2 separate regions of the Homo sapiens genome follow, and region 2 is linked to region 1. The links are chromatin loops, found by intact Hi-C in ENCODE. Cell type or tissue: PC-3. All regions are shown on one strand.

Evidence for each region. A loop is a pair of places that touch in the nucleus more often than their neighbours do. Peaks named below come from ENCODE experiments on the same cell type or tissue, not always from the same donor. Only the 100,000 strongest peaks of a DNase experiment are listed, where the experiment ranks them.
Region 2: a loop joins it to region 1, with 2.6 times the contacts of the local background. A loop is called at or near these places in 1 of 110 quality-filtered maps.

The regions. Positions count from the first base shown.
Region 1 is chr2:220,778,037-220,783,036 of GRCh38, forward strand. The region is part of intron 3 of LOC105373896 (a long non-coding RNA gene); the gene reads left to right. Among named protein-coding and RNA genes, the nearest start is that of EPHA4, 790 kb to the right of the region's middle. RefSeq lists an enhancer at 3,705-4,246. In PC-3, no CTCF peak of the experiment used is centred here; a DNase peak (open chromatin) is centred at 2,095; H3K4me3 peaks cover 432 bases; H3K27ac peaks cover 444 bases.
Region 2 is chr2:220,699,040-220,704,039 of GRCh38, forward strand. No RefSeq gene overlaps it. Among named protein-coding and RNA genes, the nearest start is that of MIR4268, 790 kb to the left of the region's middle. In PC-3, no CTCF peak of the experiment used is centred here; a DNase peak (open chromatin) is centred at 2,292.

The sequences.
Region 1 (5,000 bases):
TCCAGACACAGATGGCAGGACAGAGCAGAAACCAGAGGAACTGTTCTGGATGAGCTGGGTAAGACACGAATGTGGAAAGGTAGACACACACACAGAAAAGACAAGCACAGAAATGGCTGGGGAAAGAGGGACAACTGGAAGGACTATTCTGGAGTTTGAGAGAATGGCCAAATGTAGAGTCATCGGCACTTATAGATGGAGTTTCAGCGATCTTGTAGAGCGCCTTTAGGTAGGTAAGTGAAACTAGAAGTGAAGGCAGGCTGCGAATGAGAGAAAAGTTGAGGAGGTAGAGGGAAATCAGATGCATATCCTTGAAACCGCTGTGGATCTGCTAACTCATTCAGGGAGCAGGCAGGTAATGGAAGTCAGTGAAGGGGGTCAGTTGTGAGCACCTGGAACAAGCATGCTTGGTCTAAATAGATAGCAGAGACAGCTCCGGGTGATTGTGGTCATTCAGGATCACAAGTCTTACTGCCCTGCTAAGGGTGCCAATGTATGCAGCTCTTGAAAATGGGCTTCAATTTGTCTTTAAGACATCACGCTTGCCAAATCTGTGTATACCAAATCAACTGGGTTTGTGGGCTAGTTTGCTACCTTTGGACTACTTAGTATCTATGATCCTTTATATCTCTCAATTTTCATCATGTGAGTAAAGGATTAGAGATGTCACCCAGGAGTGTTGTCCAGTACTTCAAAAAAAGAGAAAGACAGTTGCCTTACACATGTGAGTTGCCTTATGTAAGCATAATGGGAGTCAAGAATAGTCACTAACAGGCTGCCTTGATCAAAGCATAGAACTAAGCACAAAGAAGATGTACTTTATATCACACTAATGGGTCTGTTCTCCGTTTGGAGCATGAACTATAAAAAATAGCAAGCTTGATCACTTGTATGTCTTTTCCTTGAAGAAGTGTCTGTTCATGTCTTTTGTCCACTTTTTCATGGGGCTATTTGTTTATTCTTGTCAAGTTCCTTATAGATTCTGGATGTTAGACCTTTGTCAGATGCATTGTTTGCAAATATTTTCTCCCATCCTGTAGACTGTTTATTCTGTTGATAGCTCCTTTTGCTGTGCAGAAGCTCTTTAGTTTAATTAGGTCCCACTTGTCAATTTTTGTTTTTGTTGCAATTGCTTTTGAGGACTTAGTTATAAATTCTTTCCCAGGGCTGATAATCCAGAATGATGTTTCCTATGTTAGTAATAATGAGAAAAATGCAAACTGAAACCACAATGAGATACCATCTCACACCAGTCAGAATGGCTATTATTAAAAAGTCAAATAACAACAGATGCTGGTGAGGCTATGGAGAAAAAGGAATGCTTAGACACTGTTGGTGGGAATGTAAATTAGTTCAGCTACTGTGGAAAGTAGTTTGGAGATTTCTCAGAGAACTTTAAAAAGAACTACCATTCAACCCAGCAATCTCATTACTGGGTACATATTTAAAAGAAAATGAAACATTTTACCAAAAGACACATGCACTCATATGTTCATTGCAGCACTATTCACAATAGCAGAGACATGGAATCAACCTCGGTGCTCATCAGTAGTAGACTGGATTAAAAAAAAGTCATATACACTGTGGAATATATGCAGCCATAAAAAAGAACAAAATCATGTTTTTTTGCAGCAAACCAGATGCATCTGGAGGCCATTATCTTAAACAAATTGACCCAGGAATAGAAAACCAAATATCACATGTTTTCACTTATAAGTGTGAGCTAAATATTGGGTACTCATGGACATAATGATGGCAACAATGACACTGGGGACTACTGGAGTGGGAAGGGAGGGAGGGAGCAAGGGTGTAAAAACTATTGGGTACTATGCTCACTACCTGGCTGACAGGTTCAGTTATATCCCAAACCTCAGCATCATACAATATACCTTTGTAACAAACTTGCACATGTACCCCCCTTATTCTAAAGTAAAAGTTAAAATTATATTAAACAAATGATAAGGATACACTAGTCGGCATTCAGAGAAAACTGGCCAGGAATGTGAGGCTCTTCTTTTTCCAAGTCTAAAGAGAAATTGTTGAATTACTTGGCTATCATTCAACAATGAGTCAGTGGAACTGTTTTCACATTTCGAAAGAATGTCTTTAGAAAGAGGAATTTAATTTATTCCAACCAGCACAAGTGGACTTTGTGATAGAATTTCCTCCCATTTAATGAGTGTCTTTCCATTGTCAGAACCATCTGTGTGGGAGTGAACTGCCCAGGGAGCAGGAGCTTCCCATCTCTGGAAGGGACCATACACAAAATGCACAACCACCAGAATTAGTGTTGAAGGAACTCAAACATGCAGTGGATTTTTGTAAGACGACCGTTTATGAGCCTGTAATCTGTGTTTTTATTATTCTATGTTTCCTCGCAAATGAACAAAGTTTTGAAGAACTTGCGTGAAGTCAACCCGAATATGTGCCCCAACGATCCTGTAGCTCTGGTTTGTCACCATCACTTCCCTGGCTAACTCAGTAAGCCACAAGGCATGAGTGACTGCAATTTTGGGCCATGTTCAATCTGAACACATTCCCGGATTCTTTAACACGTTTGCAACATCAAAGGATAGGAAGCAGGAGAGGCAATTAGACGCAGTGCTTGGTAATCAAGTTGAAATCCTTTTACTACTTGTAAGGAGCATTTATTAAGCCCCTGCTAGGTACCATTTCTATGCTAAGCCTTTCCTTAATTTATCTCATTTTGTCTTTTTAACACCCCTATGTGGTTGCTACACTCTCAGTACCTATTTAACACTTGAGGGAAGTTAGGGCCCCAAATCAGAGCCAACAAATGAACCCAGGTCTCTCTGAGATCCATACAACCTTGGACAAGTCATTTAGTCCCTGGAAAAATTAGTTTTGACATTTTTTAAATGAAGATACTCTTTTTAGCTTGGAAGTTTGTAGTTTCAAGTGAGCACCTCCATGTGAACTTTCTGTAAATTTTAACGTGCAGATATTACTGTAAAAATATGTGAATCCATGAAAAAGAACCTCAGTGTGTTTTTCTATTGCTACATAGGTAGAAGAGGTAGAAGAAGATGTCTTGTGATTATGGACTTTTTGAGTTAGCAGTGATTTAAAACCTTTTATAATTCTATGCTATGCCCTGGAAGTAATGAAGAAAAGAATTAAAAAGACAAACTGCCACGTAGACAGATCTCAGTATTTAAAAATCAAGCTTATAATGGGATAAGCAATTGTCTCTATGTGAGACCTGGCAATTTAAATGCTAAAAGTAGAAAAGCTGGAAAATAATATTTACATTTTAATGCAATATTCAACTAAGTGGCTCCTCATCTTTAAAATATTTGAGAAGCCTGATTTTCTAGAATATAAAAATACAAATTATATTGTATTTCTTTGAACAGGAGTGGCTGTGTACTAGTAGTGAGAGTGCACTAGGTACAATTTATCTCAATTAAAATCAGCCACATCTTCCTTGATCTTTATTGAGTGTGTGTGTTTCATTTAAATAAAGTCATAATCCCTTCTCCAGATACACACACCCTTTCACCAAACTCCTTAGAAAATGAGCTCCCATTTTATTGTGTTTATGTATAAACAGAACAGTTATTTGGAAAAAGTATTTGAGAGTCCACCTATCTAGCTGACAATGATAAGTTCAATTTGTGGGTTTTTCTTAATCTTCTTGTTCTCATGCTTTGAAAAATATCTTCACGATTAGAAACCATTTCTGTATACATTATTAACATATTTGACACTACACGAGGTAGCCTATGTTTGTATCACATTTCCTTCTGAGAAGAGCAGCTGGTTCCTTTTGCTGCTTAGTAAAGACGAAGGTTATTTTTCTCCGTCTTAAATGTTTGCCTTCTATCAGGCCTACCCTTGGGTTAGTTCTGGCCCTATTCCCTCCTTAAAGCCTGAATCAAATACTGACTGGAGTTTGGTTTCTTTCCTATCTCTACAGCAATTACCGTTGACACTACCTACTAAAACACTTACAAGACAGCAGGACTCAATTGTTTTTCCCCTCAGCAGAATACAGTAGTGAAAGAGAATCCTTAAATGGATGCCTAATATGTAAAATAGGAAGAGCCTAGCAGGGCCTTTCTGTTACAATCCATTAGACCTGAGTTAGGAACCTCTAGTGAATTCTTATAATTTTATGTTGCCTTGACATCTATTTTCTTTCTTTCTTTCTCTTTCTTTCTTTCTTTCTTTCTTTCTTTCTTTCTTTCTTTCTTTCTTTCTTTCTTTCTTTCTTTCTTCCTTTCTTTCTTTCTTTCTTTCTTTCTTTCTCTTTCTTTCTTTTTTTTTTTTTTTTGATGGAGTCTTGCTCTGTCACCCAGACTGGATGCAGTGGCACGATCTCCGCTCACTGCAACATCTGCCTCCCAGGTTCAAGCGATTCTCCTACCTAAGCCTCCTGAGTAGCTGGGATTATAGACGCCCAGCTAATTTTTCTATTTTTTGTAGAGACAGGGTTTCACCATCTTGGCCAGGCTGGTCTTGAACTCCTGACCTCATGATCCACACACCTCAGCCTCCCAAAGTGCTGGGACATCTATTTTCAATACAAGTTTAGCTTTTTCATGCCATAAGGGCTCAGTCACCCTTCACAGTTTCCAGTTCTACACTACACCCAGATGGCTCAAGCCTATAGCCAGAGATAAAAACTTAGAGGCATCTCTTTCATCTTGTTTCCCAGAAACTTCCTTTAAAGGGACCATTCAGGTGTTTATTTTTCAATTGGTGCAAAAAAAAAAAAAAAAAAAACGCAATTACTTTTGCACCAACCTAATCTTTGCCCATGAACTTAAAGTGACATGCATCCTATTCCCTTATATATACTGCTAGTTGCCACAATCTGTGCACTCACTCACTCTCTCTCTCTGACTCTTCATTCCTGCATCACGTGACTGGGACAGTCCTTATTGCCAGAGCAATGGTCAGGCAGTTGCACACGGGTCATACAAGAGCTACAAGGGCATCTTCCAGTATAAACAAGTTTCCCGTGTGAGGGACCT
Region 2 (5,000 bases), 79 kb before region 1:
GCTCTTGTTTGGGTTCCATATTTTAGTGGAAATTTTTAATCTGAAATAAATAAGGTAATGTTCCTGGAGTTTCCATTGCTGGGTACCATGATCTCTAAAGTGAGATATATGTAACCCAGAGAGGAGCAAAATAGTTCTTTGTGGGAAGGTAAAATTATTAGAACTGCTATTAATATTTACATTTTATAGAGAGAAAGAAATTCATTGAACCTAAGTGATCTTTGTTCTACAGATTGTCACTGGCATGCTCTCTGGGACCAGAAGTTAGATGATGGTGTGTCACGTACCCTGTACCATATATGGGGTTGGAGCAAAGGTTTCATCCTGGTGCCCACACTCCCATGTGCTCTGGGGATCACGACATACTTCAACTTAAACAGACCCAGTTAAGTGGGTTTGAGAAGGGACTTGAGAAGTTTCTCTCAATGAGGCACCAGATCAAAAGTAAAACTAATGGTAGAACAAGGAAACCAAACAAGATAGGAGAACTTGTACTTCTGTTCCCAGCACAAACTGCTTATTAGCCACATGAAGAGCTAAAAGCAATAGCAATCTAAATAAGCCTAAAGAAGCTGGCTAACACATTTGAAATAGTCAAGAAGAACATCTGAACTATGGATCTGTAACATTGAATGATAAACCTTGCCCTAAATCAATGGTTCTAAATCAGGGGTGACCATGCCCCTGAAGAGACATTTGGAATACTAGCAATGCCTAGATATTTTTAGTTATTAAAACTGAAACGTGCTATTGGCCTCTAATTGGGAGAGACCAGGGATGTAGTTAAACCTCCTATAATGTACATTGTATAGCTCCCACCACCAACAAAGAATTATCTGGCCCCAAATCAATAGTGTTGATGTTGAGAAACCTTGAACTAAATTAAATATGTATTGTGCCTTGAGATAGCAAATGTATATTATCTAGGCATATACAATTTATAAAGTAACATATAAAGTTAAACTTATAACAATATATATTCAAAATACATTTATGGGAGACAACTGTAAATCAGTAAAAGAGTTCGGACACCATCAGAATAGCACATATCAGATGCTTGTAAAAGTTATTGTTCGCCTTTATTTAAAGGCTGGTTAAAGTTTTTGAAACCATGTCACTGGACTTATTGAAGAATCTGTGATTATAGAATATAAAATAGAAGATGAAGAAGCGCATTAGCTGCCTTCAGAAAGCTGAAAGAGTATTCTGTAGAAGAAAGATTTGTCTTAGTGGTGTATCTCCAGAGAGTCAGAGCTAAGATCACTTAAAAACCAAAAGGACTATTTTGATGGAATAGAAGGAAGATTTTTCTAACAATTTTCTTGTCCAGGTGATGAAATGAGCCGATGCACTATAGGCTGTTCTCACTTGGGATGGAATGTTGGCCAAGATGAGCTATATGGGCCTCAGCTTGACAATTCTGCAAATTTCTTCTTAAAAGTGTAAACAGCTTCTCATGCAGTTTGTGCTGTACTCCAATGTGCCACACTATGTCTTTAAAGTAGAGGTTGCTAAGTTGTGGTTCTTAGAAATGTGGTTTGTTTTCAGAATGGTGTTTAAAAGCAATTATAAAATAATACTCAATATTTAGCAATTTTTTTTTCTTATTCAACTTTTATTTTAGAATAAAGAGGATACATGTGCAGGTTTGTTACAAAGGTATATTGTGTGATGCTAAGGTTTAGAGTATGACTGAATCCGTCACCCAGGTAGTGATCAGGGTACCCAATAGGAAGTTTTTCAGCCCTTTCCTTCCTCCTGCTCTTCCTGCTTTAGTTGACCCCATTGTTTATTATTCCCATCTTTATGTTTAGCTCCCACTTATGAGTGAGAACAAATGGTATTTGGATTTCTGTTTCCATATTAGTTCTCTTAGGATCATGCCCTCCAGCTGCATCCATGTTGCTATAAAGAACATGATTCCATTCTTTTTGATAGCTGTATAGTATTCCATAGTGTATATGTACCACATTTTCTTTATCCAATCCACCACTGATGAGTACTTGGGTTGATTCCAAGTTTTTGCTATTGTGAATATTGCTGCAATAAACATAGGGTTGCATGTGTCCTTTCAGTAGAATGGCTTATTTCCCTTTGGGTACAACTTATGGTAGTTCAACTCTTCATTTTTGAGAAATCTTCAGATTGCTCTCCACAGTGGCTGGGCTAATTTACATTCCCACCAAGAGTTTGTAAGTGTCTCCTTTTCTCCACAGCCTTGCCAATATCTGTTGTTTTTTGACTTTCTAACAAAAGTCATTCTGACTGGCGTGAGATGGTATCTCATTGTGGTTTTGGTTTGTGTTTCTCTGATGATTCACGATGATGAGCATTTTTTCATATGTTTATGGGCCACTTACATGTTTTCTGTTGAGAAGTGTCTGTTCATGTCTTTTGCCTATTTTTTGTTGAACTTGTGTGGATCAGCTGGTTGTAAATGTGTGGCTTCATTTCTGGGTTCTGTAATCTGGTCTATTGGTCTATGTGTCTGTTTTTGTGCCATTACTATGCTGTTTTGGTTACTATAGCCTTATAGTATAGTTTGAAGTCAGGTAATGCGATGCCTCTGGCTTTGTTCTTTTTGCTTAGGGTTGCTTTGGCTATTTGTGCTCTTTTTTGGTTCCATATGAATTTTATAGTTTTTTATAGTTATGTGAAAAGTGACATTGGCAGTTTGATAGAAATAGAATTGAATCTGTAAATGGCTTTGGGAAGTATGGCCATTTTAACACTATTGATTCTTCTGATTCACGAGCATGAAATATTTGTCCATTTATTTGTGTCATCTCTGATTTTTTTCAGCAGTGTTTTGTAGTTCTTGTAGAGATCTTTCACCTCCTTGGTTAGCTGTATTCCTAGGTATTTAATTTTCTTCATGGCTATTATAAATGGAATTGTGGTCTTAATTTGGCTCTTGGGTAGAACATTATTGGTGTATAGAAATGCTGCTGACTTTTGTATATTGATTTTGTATCCTAAGACTTTACTGAAGTCATTTGTCAGTTCTAAGAGCTTTTGGGTGAAGTTTTTAGGGTTTTCTAAGTATGGAACCATATCGTTAACAAAGAGACATAGTTTGACTTCTTTCCCTATTTGGATGCCTTTTATTTCTTTCTCTTGCCCGATTGCTCTGGCTAGGACTTCCTGTGCTATGTGGAATAGGAGTGGTGAGAGTAGGCATTCTTGTCTTGTTCCAGTTCTCAACATTTGGAAAGCAAATGGACTTAACATAAGCAATCCAGGTTTCAGGTTTCAGATTTCTTCTGTAATATGAATAGATATGTCAATATCAAGTCCATATTACTACCTAGCAACCAGAAGCTGGGATTGTCTGCTTTGCTCATTTCTATAACCTGCTTTAACCCTACAGTACTTGAGTTTTGGAGGTAAGTAGTCGTTTAGGAAGCTGACTATAGCCACAAGACTTGGCTGCTTATCCTTCTGCCTTCATTTACTAGTGGTGTAACCTTTGGCAAGGTACTTACCTTCTCTTTAATTTTTTCATCTGGGATATGAAGATAACAATAATACCTACCTCATAGGGGTATATAAAGATTAATTGAACTCACTACATACAAAGTCCCTGGAATAGTTCCTGACACATAGCAGGTGTTCAGTAAACGTGACAATTATTTCAGTTTGTGGCCCCTGATAGAAAGGCTGCCTGCTATCACACATTCTTGGAAGAGTGTTTGAGTCAGCATGGGTCCATTGATCTGACATTACCATTTTAATGGATGTTGCACTAGGAACACAAGTCATGTTTCCATGCAGAAATTGAAGCAATAGTCTAGACCATTTTTATATGTCAGCCCTATGACTACATAGAGTAATGAAAATGAAATAAAAAGTGGTTGGGGAGATGAGAAAGGACAGTTTGCTCTGTTTTATGTATCTTTGATAATTTCATGTCAGAAGTTCACCGTGGAAACATGAATCTACACAACTATGACTTTGGGGGAACAATGGACACTATCACTATAGTTCAGCACAATGACACTGGAGACTAGAGGAGAGAACTTGAAAGAGAAATTTAGACGAGATGGAAAGAATAATGTTCAAAGATGTCTATTCAAGCACCAAAGGATAACTTCAGTTCCCAAAGACAACTAACCTAGCATTTCATCATCTAGGATATTCCAATCAGTTAATTTCAAACGAAGCTTGAGTTAAAATTGCATTGTCATCTTGCCTTGCTCGAATTAAAGGTTTATTTTTATTAGTTGGATAGGTTTTCTTTCAGTTTTACGGAAAAAATTGAAAAATGGACAGAGTCCATTAGGAGATATATGGGATTTAGTGAATTTTTACCCAATGAACAAAACCTGGCTTTGAAATTGGTTGTATAACCTTCTTATTTCAGGATCAGGCTGATCAGAGATGCCACACATACCTTCTGCCATTGGTTGCTATGCAGAGCAAAACCACAAGGCCTAGAAATTGCAGGTTCGTTCATTCTTCAGTGCTTAACAATCTCCCAAGGAAGGTAGATGCATTTTCCAAGATAGCAGTTTCATCAAAGAACAGCCGATAATGACAGATAAAGAGCAGCCTGGCGGCTTGAGCTTATGTCCGTTTCAAGGATTTACTGAATACTAATAGAACACAGCTTTTGTTGAGAAAATGCCTTTGCAGTCAGTGATTGCCTTGTGTCGTTAAACCTAGCCACCAATTGTTTTGCCCCACAGGATCTGTAATACTTTACCAAATCAGGGAAAAATATTAATTAGATTTTTTTTAATTTAGGAAGAAGTTCGACTTTAAGTATGTATTTATTTATTCAATAGTGAAAAGATTTGTGTGTATGGTGAGTGATTTCCGTTTCGTTACTATAGAGTGACACATGGTACATGTGGGAGGCAGAATGAAATGATCTGTAATCCCATTCTAATAAAGGCAGTTTGAAGCATATGTTATTGGGCCATCCCGTACATACACACCCTGAACTACACAATTATGCTTTTCATTACATGTTATGTTACACTTTCTCTATTTGTATA